Regions from separate parts of the Homo sapiens genome. Here region 1 is linked to region 2. Evidence: read pairs that join two places in POLR2A ChIA-PET (ENCODE). Cell type or tissue: GM12878. All regions are shown on one strand. Each heading gives the region's core, and the rest is flanking DNA. Links, peaks and the distances in the headings are about the cores only. Region 1 overlaps RPS6KC1 (ribosomal protein S6 kinase C1). Region 2 has its middle 17 kb from the start of VASH2.

Region 1 (6,690 bases), core at 1,822-5,821, 140 kb before region 2:
GTGAAATTTCATCTCAAAAAAAAAAAAAAAGAAAAAAAGAAAAAATGGTATAAGCTTATTACAGATACAGATATAAGTACTTGAAAAAAAAGGATTAAAATTCAGTTATGTCTAGAAGCAAAAGTAGGTGGAGGGAAGGAGCAGGAAACTTGTTTTTATCGTGCATTCTTCAATACTACCTTTGTGTTTTGTTTTTATTTTACTTAGCCACATGCCTCTTTAAAAGTTATCTGCCAGGCGCGGTGGATCACAACTGTAATCCCAGGACTTTGGGAGGCTGAGGTAGGCAGATCACTTAAGCCCAGGAGTTCAAGACCAGCCTGGGAAATGTGGTGAAACCCCATTTCTACAAAAAATAGAAAAATTAGCCAGGCATGGTGGTGTGCACCTATGGTCCCAGCTACCTGGGAAGCCAAGGAAGGAGAATCACCTGAGCCCAGGAAGTCAAGGCTACAGTGAGCAAGATCACACCACTGTACTCCAGCCTAGGTGACAGAGTGATACTCTGTCTCAAAAAATAATAATAATAATTTAAAAGTTATTCCAATGTATAAAGGAAAATGATGTTACAATTATTTAAAACAATGAGACAATATGCATCAAAAGTCTCAAAAATATGCAGACCCCTTGACTGAGTAATTCTTCTCCCAGGAATTCACCCTACTGTACACCTGCACAGTAATGTATGAACAAGAATAGTAACTGCAGTGTTATTTGTAACAGCAAAAGGCCAAAAGTAATATACCAGTAAAAGATTGGTTAATAAATCAGTTCAAAAACTGGAATACTATGTACATATTAAAATTAGTAATGTAGATCTTTTTATTGACATGAAAAGACAATCATAATATACTGTCATATAAAAAATAAAGAAAAAATATATATACTGTTATATAAAACCAGGTTACAAAATCATACATAGCAAGATTCCATTTTTGAGGTTTCTATACATAGATGGGTAAAAAGGCATATACATATTAATAAGCACAAAAATACACCATACACACACACTGATACAGAGTCTAGAATAATATGCCAAAATATTATACTATCTAGGAGATGGTATTATTGCTGAATTTCTCTTTACGTTTTAAGTATTTTTCTGTACCACCTGAGTTATTTGCATATACTACTTTCATAACCTGAAAAAAAATTGTCTAGTTTGAAAAATAAATGTGCATATACCTTGACTCTGCAATTACATATGCAGAAATTGGTTGCAAAAAGTAATAGGATAAAATGTTCTGGCCCGGGCACAGTGGCTCATGCCTGTAATCCCAGCACTTTGGGAGGTCAAGGCGGGCGGACCACTTGAGGTCAGTAGTTTGAGACCAGCCTGGCCAACATGGTGAAACCTCATCTCTACTAAAAATACAAAAATTAGCCAGGTGTGGTGGCAGACGCCTGTAATCCCAACTACTCAGGAGGCTGAGGCGGGAGAATCACTTGAACCCAGGAGGTGGAGGCTGCAGTAAGCCAAGATCGTGCCACTATACTCCAGCCTAGGTGACAGAATGAGACTCCATTTCAAAAAAATTCTGTCCATATAAGAACATTTACGTTAGAGTTATAGAAAAAAAACATGAATATTCTATACTTCCAGTCAAAATCCAGACAGGGGACAGAAACTACACCAATTATTTTGACACAGAAACTTTAATATAAAATACTGTTACCTAGGTATTTGAAAACTGATGAGGCAAAAAAAAAAAAAAAAGAATACTAAGGTATCAAAAAGAAGTTGCAAGAAGCAAATACTAGAAAACCACACCATTCATACTATAAGCAAAGTGTCAGGGAAACATACAAAATGAGACTTAATTTAAAAAAAGAAAGAATTTTAAAACTATAAGAATAACTGAATATCACCTTTTCTTATGTTCCTACAGGGTTTTTTATTTGGTTGGTTGGAACTGAAGTTGTTTTGTTTCATAGATAGGAAGAGTAAATATATTCTGGGTACACAAAACTATAACAAGAACAAGAAAAGACAATTTCAAGTGCTGTTGAACAATATGAATTATCTCAATAAGTAAAAGGGCTTCTGACTTCATAGTGTAGTTATGTTAGAGTTCAGTATATATACAAAATTAATTATTTTTTTAAATTACAATTTCAAAATAATCACTTACCAAACACTATTCCTTTAGCAAATGGAGGAAACAACTCTGAATGTCGGAATAAGTTTTTGTGAATTTGCCATAGTTCTTTGTGTAGTTTCTTAAAATCACTGTATCTCTTCCATACAATTATCTAGAGAGAAAAAAATTAAACATGTATCTCATAACCATTTAGGTTCAGATATCTGAACAACAAATAATCCTTTCATTAAAGTGTTCAAAATTGTCATGCAAAGGCAAACACATGTCCTAAACAATATGATTAACTGACTGAAATTAACTAATAATATTTGCTTTAAAAATATAAGGCAGATTCCTGCTGACCAGGAAAATAATATAAAATAAAATAAAGTAAAAATATATTACATATAAAGCGGCAATTCTTCCTCAAACTATTCTGTTTTGGTTTCAAATTTTCATTTTAAACAAGTATGGTTTTATTCATACTGGAAAAATATTCAACCCAGTATGGAGAAGATTTATACTATATAAAATGTCACTTCATCTCTTCAAAAACCAATTACAATTGGCCTGCAAATGAGTTAGATGTCAAAACATGTATCCTTTCTCAAAATAATGTATTTATAAAGACAAAATAATTAATTTAGGCAATTTTTAAACAAAAGTACATACTCGGTATTTGCCTAAAAGGATAAACTGGCCGGGCGCAGTGGTTCACGCCTATAATCCCAGCACTCTGGGAGGCCAAGGCAGGTGGATCACCTGAGCTCAGGAGTTCAAGACCAGCCTGGCCAACATGGTGAAACCCCATCTCTACTGAAAATATAAAAACTAGCAGGGTGTGGTGGTGGACGCCTGTAATCCCAGCTACTCGGGGGGCTGAGGCAGGAGAACTGCTTAAACCCAGGAGACAGAGGTTGCAGTGAGCCGACACAGTGCCACTGCACTCCAGCCTCAGCAACAGAGTAAGACTCTTGTCTCAAAAAAAAAAAAAAGGATAAACTGAGTAACACTGAAGAAGTAGCTATGCAGCAAGCAATTAACATGGACTTTCATGTCATAAATCTTAATTCACACTAGTAATAAGATGTCTGCAGGCAAGCTGAATCCTGACCAGAACATCATTAAAATTAGTATATTTTTAAAAAACAAAATATCATCTAGATTAGACGACATGTAAAAAAGTGTGTTTTCCTTCATTAGTCTGAATTATTATTTAACCTTACTCAGATTATATCTAAAAAAAAAAACCACTTTGTAAAGAAAAAGGATTTGAAACATGGCCTTGATATCACAGATTCAGCCCCTCAATCTCTAGAAAATAGAGTAAAATTGAGTTTTAAATCCCATTACTTCAGATACTGGGGTCTTCTGAAAAACTTAATCATCTCAGTTCTAACAAAGTTTTCTAACAAGTTTTTCATATACAATAGAGTATAATGCTAATGAGCAAATAACAGGTCAAGCAGGTAACCAGGTGTGATTTAAGAGATTCCTGCCAAAAAACCTACCCTCTGTATGTATAAAACTCTTCAGCAAACTTTTTCATGCTGCCAAAAATTCTACCTTAATTAATGTTTATTGTTTTTAATACAGTTATAATCCTAGGAGGCTAGGCAGACTATAATATGAATTAATTTTTAAAAACTGCTTCCTCCTGATGCTTCCCTTGTTCCTCCTGATGTTCCCTGTTCATTTACTCAACAACAAAAAGAGTCACCAAACAAATATTTCTATGGCCCTACTTTCCACTAAGCATCATATTCTTACAAAGTATGAAGAGAAGGGAAATACAGGTCCTGCCTTCAAAGAGTTCACAGTCTAGTTAGGAAGAATAAGCCAACACATCACAAGACAACATCATCATAAGACGGCTTGAAAAATGCTGAGAGGGGCAGTCCAAGAGTGCTGTAGATGTAGTACCTAAATCAGCCTTGTATGTCTGAGAAGGCTTCACAAAAAGTACTACCTTAGAGAGTCCTGAAGGGAAGTGGTCAGTAGACTGACAAAAATAAAATAAAAGGGGAGGGCACCGGGGGTGAAGTTTCTAAAAGAAGAGTGAGATGCTAAGTATGTATTACTAAATGAAGACAATTAATTTAGGCAATTTTTAAACAAAAGTACATACTCAGTATTTGCCTAAAATGATAAATAAACTGAAGAACACTGAAGAATAAATAGCTGTGTAGCAAGTTTTGCTACAGAATGGTGGTGCCATGCCCTGAAGTGAACACTAAGGAAGCAGCAGCAGTTCTGAGGCAAGAAAGAGGTTCAATTTTCAACACATTTGACTTAGGAGCTCGTGAGGGAGCTGCTTGGAGCTGTTCAGTGAGATAGGTTTAGGGTTGAAGAGCAAAAACTGAGCAGGATCTATTAGCTTGTAGATTAAAAGATCAGTAGCAGATAGGCAGTAATCACTCAGGAAAGGTTTCTCAGCATACGCAGTGAGATGTGAGGATTCTAACAATGAAATGATGGGAACAAAAAATTGTTATTTTTATATTTTAAAAATATATCAAATTACAATCATACGACATTGCCAAGGAATTAAAGGAGAAATGGTTGATGGGCTTATGTAAGCAGTACCTTATATAAGGTAAATGTCATTATAAACTGGACATTACGTAAGGTTAAGGTCATTATGACCTGGACATGAGTTATTCAAAAGACTGTAGCTCATGGAAACAATTAGATTTGCAGATAAAATTTTTATTCTAGGCCGGGCGTGGTGGCTCACGCCTGTAATCCCAGCACTTTGGGAGGCCAAGGCGGGCGGATCATGAGGTCAGGAGATTGAGACCATCCTGGCTAACACAATGAAACCCCATCTCTACAAAAAATACAAAAAATTAGCTGGACGTGGTGGTGGGTGCCTGAAGTCCCAGCACTAGGGAGGCTGAGGCAGGAGAACGGCATGAACCCGGGAGGCGGAGTTTGCAGTGAGCTGAGATCATGCCACTGCACTCCAGCCTGGGTGACAGAGCGAGACTCCGTAAAAAAAAAAAAAAAAAAAAAAAAAAAAAATTTATTCTAGTTAAGTCATTTTTAAATACTGCAAGACAAACTTAAGGAGCAAAATTTAACAATTTAATCATAATAATTATTAAAATACCATGGTATATGAACCAGTAGATAGTCTGTCAGAGCAAGAATTAGAACCCCCCAGGTGAGAATCTGTGTTTCTTCACCATGCCCTAATTTATTCAATCCTATATTCCTTCTTCTCAACTCTAGGGCTGCAGAACCAAAATACCTAACAGCATCGCAAAATGTCACATCCACTGCCTCCTTTTCTTCTTACTCCTTCTAAGTTCTGAGGTTTCCAGAAATCTTCAAAATACAAAAGTGAACAAAGATATACTTCCACTACAACAGCAAGTACTGATGTTCATATCTGGACTACACAAAGTCCTCAGAGACACATTTAGAAATTATTTTCTCTAATTAATGTTCAATACTTTCCCATTGAAAAAATAGGTCTATAACAACCTCTTTCTTTATTGAACCAAGTCTCCATAAGTTTCTTATTTATTAAAGTCACTCTGAAGAAAATGTCTCAATGAAATATTAATTCAGTGACAACCATATAAAACATACAAATAAAAGCTTAATTTTAAAAACATTCCCTTAAATATTTTCTACATAAATGTTTCCTTTTCAGATAATTACACTTAATAACACCAAAAACTTTTTAGATTCCTGTATTTTACAGAACCACCAATTGAATTAACTTTGTCCTTTTCACGCTCACATAGTTTTAATATTTAAAATTTGCTGGATTATCTCTTCTTACAACCAACATCACTACCACACTATTTGCTTATGGATTTTATTTTCCCTCTTTTCAAGAGCCTTTCCTTTCCCGATATATTTCTGAGTGTGTACCTATTTTCTAAAATGATTTTTTCTCACGCTTGTAATCACAGCATTTTGGGAGGCCGAGATGAGCAGATCGCCTGAGGTCAGGAGTTTGAGACCTGCCTGGCCAACATGGTAAAACCCCGTCTCTACTAAAAATACAAAAATCAGCCAGGTGTGGTGGTGGGCACCTGTAGTCCCAGCTATTCAGGAGGCTGAGGCAGGAGAATCACTTGAGCCCGGGAGGCCGAGGTTGCAGTGAGCCAAGATCATGCCACTGCACTCCAGTCTGGGTGACAGAGCGAGACTCCATCTCAAGAAATAAATAAATAATATAAATAATAAATAAATAATAAAACTATTTTTTAAAAAAGGATTTAAAAGTTAGAGATTTCTGACATAATACATAGAAAGTCCTGTTTCAGTTCTTTTCCTTTCCCAAATTTCACCAGTGAAATATCCTACCTGTAGAGAGAAACAGGTACAGGTTAATTTGTTTAAAAAAGGGTGAGGGGGAGCAAAACCATCTCTTCTTCACTTTTCTGCTGTCTATTCATGTTCTACACAATCTACTGAATGACAGGCCACAGATCTTTTAGCATTCTTAGGAAGAAAACACTGATGTGGTGGCATGTGCCAAGGTATATATAAAAGAAAAACAACAAAATTTCTCCTATTTTATAAGGCTAGCGTATTACTAGCCCTACATTTTGTTAAACTATCAGTACATCTAGTCCTCAATAGCCCTTGT
Region 2 (6,690 bases), core at 1,756-5,755:
CTGGGATGGCTCTTGAAAGCCTGGTCTCAGCAATGGCCTACAATAAGCAAAGTGGAGAAGCCAGATTTCCTTATGTATTATTGAGGAAGGAGTCAGAAGACTCAGGGAGGTGGGAGTATTTGAAGTGTTTCCCAGGTATGGCTCAAGAACCCACCACCTGCCTGGTTCCCTGGGCTGGCCCAGAGGACACTCCCTGCTAAGCCAATAGAGAATACACTATTGGCCAAGTACGGTAGCTCACACCTGTAATCCCAGCACTTTGGGAGGCAGAGGTGGGTAGATCACCTGAGGTCAGGGGTTCAAGACAAGCCTGGCCAACATGGCAAAAACCTGTCTCTACCGAAAATATAAAAATTAGCTAGGTGTGGTGGCACACTCCTGTAATCCCAGCTACTCAAGAGACCAAGGCAGGAGAATTGCTTGAACTCAGGAGACAGAGGTTGCAGTGAACCGAGATCATGCCACATTACACTCCAGCCTGGGCGACAGAGCGAGATTCCATCTCAAAAGAAAAAAAAAAAGAATGCACTATTGAGGAGGCTTTTGGAGGCGTTGGGTTGGGTTGTACTTGCTCTCCTTGTAGTCCAGAGTTGTTGGTAAGGAAAAGACTGCTATGAAACTGGGTTTCCTATTGTTAGTGGAGATGATAAAAATCCCAGAATTGCAGGGGCCAGGTGGGAGCACTTCACCATAAAGGACAAGGCAGCCATACTTACCACAACAGACAGCAAGGTAGAGGGGCAATCAGGATGACCTTCTCTGCAGGGACTCATGGTGCTCGGCTAACATAGCATGGTGTTCCTAGGGGAAGGGTAACCACAGAATTTATTCTCCAAATTTGGTCACTGTTGAGAGCAAAAAGGAATGCTAGTCATGATTACACAGGAACAATGGGTAAATACCAGTGGGTGTAAACCAGGACCATCCCAATCAAACTGACACCTATGGTCACCCTACCAAGGGGTGAGGTAGAAACAGAAGGGGTAAGATATAAACACATATGTTAATATAAACATAATACATGGGTTTGCCTTTCCTGCCAGAGACTTCAGAAGTACCACCATCTGAGAGCTCATAGACACCTTATCCATTGACATATTAACCCATGTAACACTTCCTCCAAACAGGAGAGCTATTTTATGGTGAAAGAGGGAATGAAAATGGGCTGATGACCGTGGTCTACTGGCCTTACCATGTACCACACATGCAAGAGCAGCTGACCTGATAATATCGTGGAAAAGCCTGCTGAGACTCAGATAAGGCAAAGCGAGGCGACAACATCTCACAGGGTTGTGGCACAGTCCTCCAGGTTATTATACACTTTGAAATAAAGACCAATATATGGTACTAATCTGTAATGGCTAGAAAGAATGAATCCAGAAACCAAGGGATGGAAGTAGAAGTGGCCCCTTTCACTATTATACCCAGTGATACATTTGAGGAATTTTTGCTTTTTGTTTCCGGAACTTTGGACTCTGTTGTGTTAGAAGTTCTGGTTTCCCAGGAGATATCTCTGTGAGGGCACACACTGAGGTTCCACTGACCTGGAATCTGTAACTACTTACCTGGCTGCCTTAAGCACCGCAAGTCGGTGGGCAAAGAAAGGAGTTAAAGTACAATAATTATAATAATTGGCCAGGTGTGGAGACTCATGAATGAGCCTGTAATCCCAGCACTTTGGGAAGCCAAGATGGGAGGATTGCTTGAGCCCAGGAGTTCAAGACCAGCCTGGGAAATATAGTGAGACCCTGTTTCTACAGAAACATTAAAAAATTAGCTGGGCATGGTGGTGCACACCTATAGTCTTAGCCATTCAAGAGGCTGAGGCAGGAGGATCGCTTGAGAACAGGAGTGCAAGGCTTCAGGGAGCCATGATCATGCCACTGCACTCCAACCCAGGCAACAGACCAAGACCCTGTCTCCAAAAAAATTATAAAACCTTTAGCAGCCTGGATTATTCCTCTTGGATTGCAGGAAATCCAGGGGATTCACTGAGATACCTCCTAGTTGTTCCACTCCTGGTAAAGCAATTATAACTCAATAAGGGCTATTCAACTAAGAGCTTCAGATCCCCATCTCCTCCCCTAGATACGAAGATCATCCAATCAGGCAACCAATCTAGATGAATCAGCTGAAGTGTTGGACAAGAAGGAAGTCTAGCATGGGTGGTGGAGAAGGGAGATGATGAATATCAATTATAGCCTTAGGACCAGTAACAGTAGCTTGAATCAAGCCTTCTGTAGCTTGATGCATCTGTCTCTTCCATTAGGCCTTCCAGAAAATTGCAACTGCCCACAACCTTAAAGGGAACTTTATAAATAAATGGATTTGTATTTCCTCTCTTAGAAAAGAGGTAAAGAGTTTTTATTCTATTTTATTTTATTTTAAGGAATGGCAGCTCTATATTCTAATGTGGGAGCCATCTATAATGGAAAGGCATGCCTTCTACTCTGGGGCAGTGATTTATTTTTACCAGAATCAATATGCATAGCATATATGGGTTTGCTTTAATTGTCTACAGGGCTTCAACCAGCACCACCATCTAAAGCTTACAGAAGGTCCTATCCATTGGCATGTTACACCACACAACTTTTCTGATTGGTGAACGGGTAAGCTGTATTGGATATGTCTTCTGACATCTTCTCAGATTTCCTTGGCCTTGACTGCTGCTGTAGCCAACCAGCTCCACCCAGTCCCACTGCCCAGGCCCTTCTCTCTGGCTGCTGTTGTATAACCAGAGTGACTAGCTGGTGGATGTACTCTCTGGCTCCTCCTGCCACTTCCACACTTGGATAAAATACTATGCAACAGGATATGTAATCTGGCTTCTGAATGGCCACCAAAGTGTCTGAGTGTTGTCACCCAGAAGCATAAGGGTTAACTCCCTGTGGAGCAACCATTGGGAAACAGGAGATGGGAGGTTTATGAGGATAATTCCCTCACCTACCTCCATTGGTGGATTTCTCTTAGGCAGGGTTTCTCCATACAGCCTGTCCAAACACTTGCCACATGGTCAAGTGTGCACAACTGCCAAGCAACCTGCAGTGTCTTTTGAGGCTCATTATAAAGAAGAGGCCAGAATAGAAACCCACCACCATGCATGCTTCCAGTTTTCCTTGCCTCAGTTCTCTTTTTTCCTACTCTTGTTATTCTGAGTTAACACCCCCCAAATAAAGCATCAGCACTTAATCCTTGCTTCAGGCTCTATTTTTAGGGCAGTGTTTCTCAAATTTTGCATCCCCTAGGGGGCTCATTAAAATGCAGATTCTGATTCAGTGAGTCTGGGGTGAGGCCTATGCATCTACATTTCTAATAACTCTCCCAGATGCTGCTAGTTGAGGACCCCACTTTGAGAAGCAAGTTTTAGGGAACCTTGGTTAAGACATAGCCTTAAGAAAAAAAGTTGAAGGCTAGGGGGGCTCATGCCTGTAATCCCAGCACTTTGGGAGGCCAAGGCAGGTGGATCACCTGAGGCCAGGAGTTTGAGACCAGCTTGACCAACATGGTGAAACCCCATCTCTACTAAAAATACAAAATTACCCAGGCATGGTGGTGCATTCCCATAATCACAGCTACCTGGGAGGCTGAGGCAGGAGATTCACTTGAACCCAGGAGGCGGAGATTGCAGTGAGCCAAGATTGCACCATTGCACTCAGCCTGGGCAACGAGAGCAAAACTCCATCTCAAAAAAAAAAAAAAAAAAAGAAAGAAAGTTTTAAAATTATAGGTGAGTTAATTATTTAAATGAAAAACAAAGCTGGGTGTGGTGGTTCATGCCTATAATTCCAACACTTTGGGAAGCCAAGGCAAGCACATTGCTTGAGCCCAGGAGTTTGAGACCAGCCTGGGCAACATGGTGAAACACTGTCTCTACAAAAAAACATACAAAAATTAGCTGGGCGTGGTGGTGCATGTCTGTAGTCCCAGTTACTCGGGAGGCTGAGGTGGGAGGATCATCTGAGCCTGGGGAGGTTGAGGCTACAGTGAGCTGTGATGGTGCCACTGCACTCTAGCCTGGGTGACAGAGTGAGACCCTGTCTCAACGAAAAAAATAATAACAATAAACTAAAGAAAAACAAATGTAAAATTTTTAGAGGAAAATGACCCATGATCAGAAAAAATTATGGGGCAGAATTCTTCATAATAAGTATCAAAGCTGACTCTGTTTGCCCACGTAGGAAAAAAAAATATTTATTAAAGAATGCTGAGTAGCTCACAGAATTTCTGGTAGGACTAGAGAACTATGCTTTAGGCTAAGCTTCCAAGGTCAATATCCAAAACCACATTTCAGCACTGGACTGATGAGGAATTTCTGTTACCACCTTTGATTCTAGACCACACAACTTGCATTGCCTCCAAATTGACTTTGCTGGAGTGGCCCTTGCTGCCACCTCCAATGCCATTTCTGTATAGAGCTCCACCTAACACACTCAGTGGACTCTGAATTCCAGACTTTTCAGCCATCGGCCATTCTCACCAGATAAATAGATGTTTAGGGCAGAGCCTGTTTCCTCCCATTGCTTTGTTGTGGACCAGCATCCCACACAGGTGAAGTTAACTGGTGGAACCCAGGTAACTTATTTGTGCCCTACCTACAAAGAAGACTGGGAAGGGAGTTTTTTAGATTTTATCTTAGGGAAAAAAGACTCACATGGTGGGAAATTCCACAGACATAAAAAGAGTGTGTTCAAAAGAGGCTGCATCCCGTTACGGGGTTTTTATATGAAAAAAATACATTTAAAAAAAGAGGTTGCATAATTCTGAGACTATTCGAGATGTCTTATAGGATTGAACAAATAAATAAATATATTGATATTGTTGGGAGACAGTGTTCTCACTATGGAAGAAGAGATATACAAATATGGAATGAGGGGAAACAAAAAAAACAAAACCCTGTGGCTCTGAGTCAAGCAGCGGAAACAAATTTTTAAAGGAATTTAAAATTTAGAAAAAAAGAAACCCTGTAGGATGAATTGGAGTTGTAGGTATTGATAAGAACTCATTTCTAAAATATGTATATATGCATGTATTTATCTACATATTTATGCATGTTTGTATGTATTATATATGTACATTTACTAGTGCCATATGCTGAAACAGCCAAGAAGCAAAGATGCTCTAGTAGCAATGAGCAAGCCTGGAACCCATACTTTGGTTTTTAAATACCATTCCCCAGCTGTCAAAAAACAAAACAAAACCCAGGGCTCCTTGGTGAAATGGTCATTTCGAGGGCCAGGCGCAGTCTCACGCCTCTAATCCCAGCACTTTGAGAGGCCAAGGCAGGCAGATCACAAGGTCAGAAGTTTGAGACCAGCCTGGCCAACATAGTGAAACCCCATTTCTACTAAAAATCCAAAAATTAGCCGGGCATGGTGGTGGGCGCCTGTAGTCACAGCCACTCGAGAGTCTGAGGCAGGAGAATTGCTTGAACCCGGGAGGTGAAGGTTGCAGTGAGCCGAAATTGTGCCACTGCACTCCAGCCTGGCGACAGAGTGAGACTGCATCTCAAGAAAAAAAAAAAAAAGAAATGGCCAGTTCCATGGCTGGTGCAGGGTAAATACAAGATGAACCCAGATTGCCTTTGTATTAGGGCTCTCCAGAGAAAAAGAACCAACAGGTTATGTAGAGATAATATTAGAGGCTATTTATTATAAGAATTGGCTCACATGGTTATGGAGGTCAAGAAGTCCCATGCTCTGTTGTGCTCTGTTGTCTGCAAGCTGGCAAACAGGTAAAGCAAGTGGTATAATTCAGCCCGAGTCGGAAGGCCTGAGAATTGCGGAGCTGATAGTCTAAGTCCCTGTCTGAGTCCAAAAGTCCAGGAACCAGGAGCACTGACATCCAAGGGCAGGAAACAATGAATGACTCAGCTCAAACAGAGACAGAAGATTCACCTTCCCTCTAACTTTTGGTTTCACTCAGGCCCTCGGAGGATTGGATGATGCTACCCACATTGAAAAGGGCCAGGTGCTTTATTCAGTTCACTGATTCAAATGATAGTATTTTCCAGCAATAACTTCATGGACATACGCAGAAATAATATTTTATCAGCTATCTGGTCATCACTTATCCCAGTCAAATTGACACCCAAAATTAACTATCACAATCTTATTCTGTCAGAAATTAGCTGCTTAAAAAATAATAAGGGCATTTCACAAAGGCAGAAGGACAAAGAGTTAGCTTCCACTGCTCAAATCTGGGACACTTTCAGTACAAAATAACAACAGTAATGAATTACAAATCATTGGGAAAAAAATAGGAATTCATAAGTCCATATTGGTTATAAATGGATAAATAAATAAATTGGGAAAAAGGGAAGATCCTTGTGTAGAGTACAATGCCAGTGTGGAGAGAGTGCAGTGGTGCGATCTCGGCTCACTGCAAGCTCCGCCTCCTGGGTTCACGCCATTCTCCTGCCTCAGCCTCCCGAGTAGCTGGGACTACAGGTACCCGCCACCACACCCAGCTAAGTTTTTGTATTTTTAGTAGAGACGGGGTTTCACCGTATTAGCCAGGATGGTCTTGATCTCCTGACCTCGTGATCCACCCACCTCGGCCTCCCAAAGTGCTGGGATTACAGGTATGAGCCACCGCGTCCAGCCCAAAACTGCATATTTTAAAACTGTCACTGCAATAAAAGACAAAAGCTGTAGAAATGTTTCAAACTGAAGAAGACTGAAGAGAGATAAC

The links. Peaks named below come from ENCODE experiments on the same cell type or tissue, not always from the same donor. Only the 100,000 strongest peaks of a DNase experiment are listed, where the experiment ranks them.
Region 1: POLR2A ChIA-PET joins it to region 2 with 5 read pairs; 1 of 35 experiments calls an interaction of 5 or more read pairs at or near these places.

Annotation. Positions count from the first base shown.
Region 1 is chr1:213,073,259-213,079,948 of GRCh38, reverse strand. RPS6KC1 (ribosomal protein S6 kinase C1) reads right to left here. Exons shown (of 15, transcript NM_012424.6): 3 at 2,133-2,253. Among named protein-coding and RNA genes, the nearest start is that of RPS6KC1, 25 kb to the right of the region's middle. In GM12878, for the core only: no CTCF peak of the experiment used is centred there; a DNase peak (open chromatin) is centred at 3,958; H3K4me3 peaks cover 266 bases.
Region 2 is chr1:212,930,310-212,936,999 of GRCh38, reverse strand. No RefSeq gene overlaps it. Among named protein-coding and RNA genes, the nearest start is that of VASH2, 17 kb to the left of the region's middle. In GM12878, for the core only: no CTCF peak of the experiment used is centred there; no DNase peak of the experiment used is centred there; H3K4me3 peaks cover 140 bases; H3K27ac peaks cover 372 bases.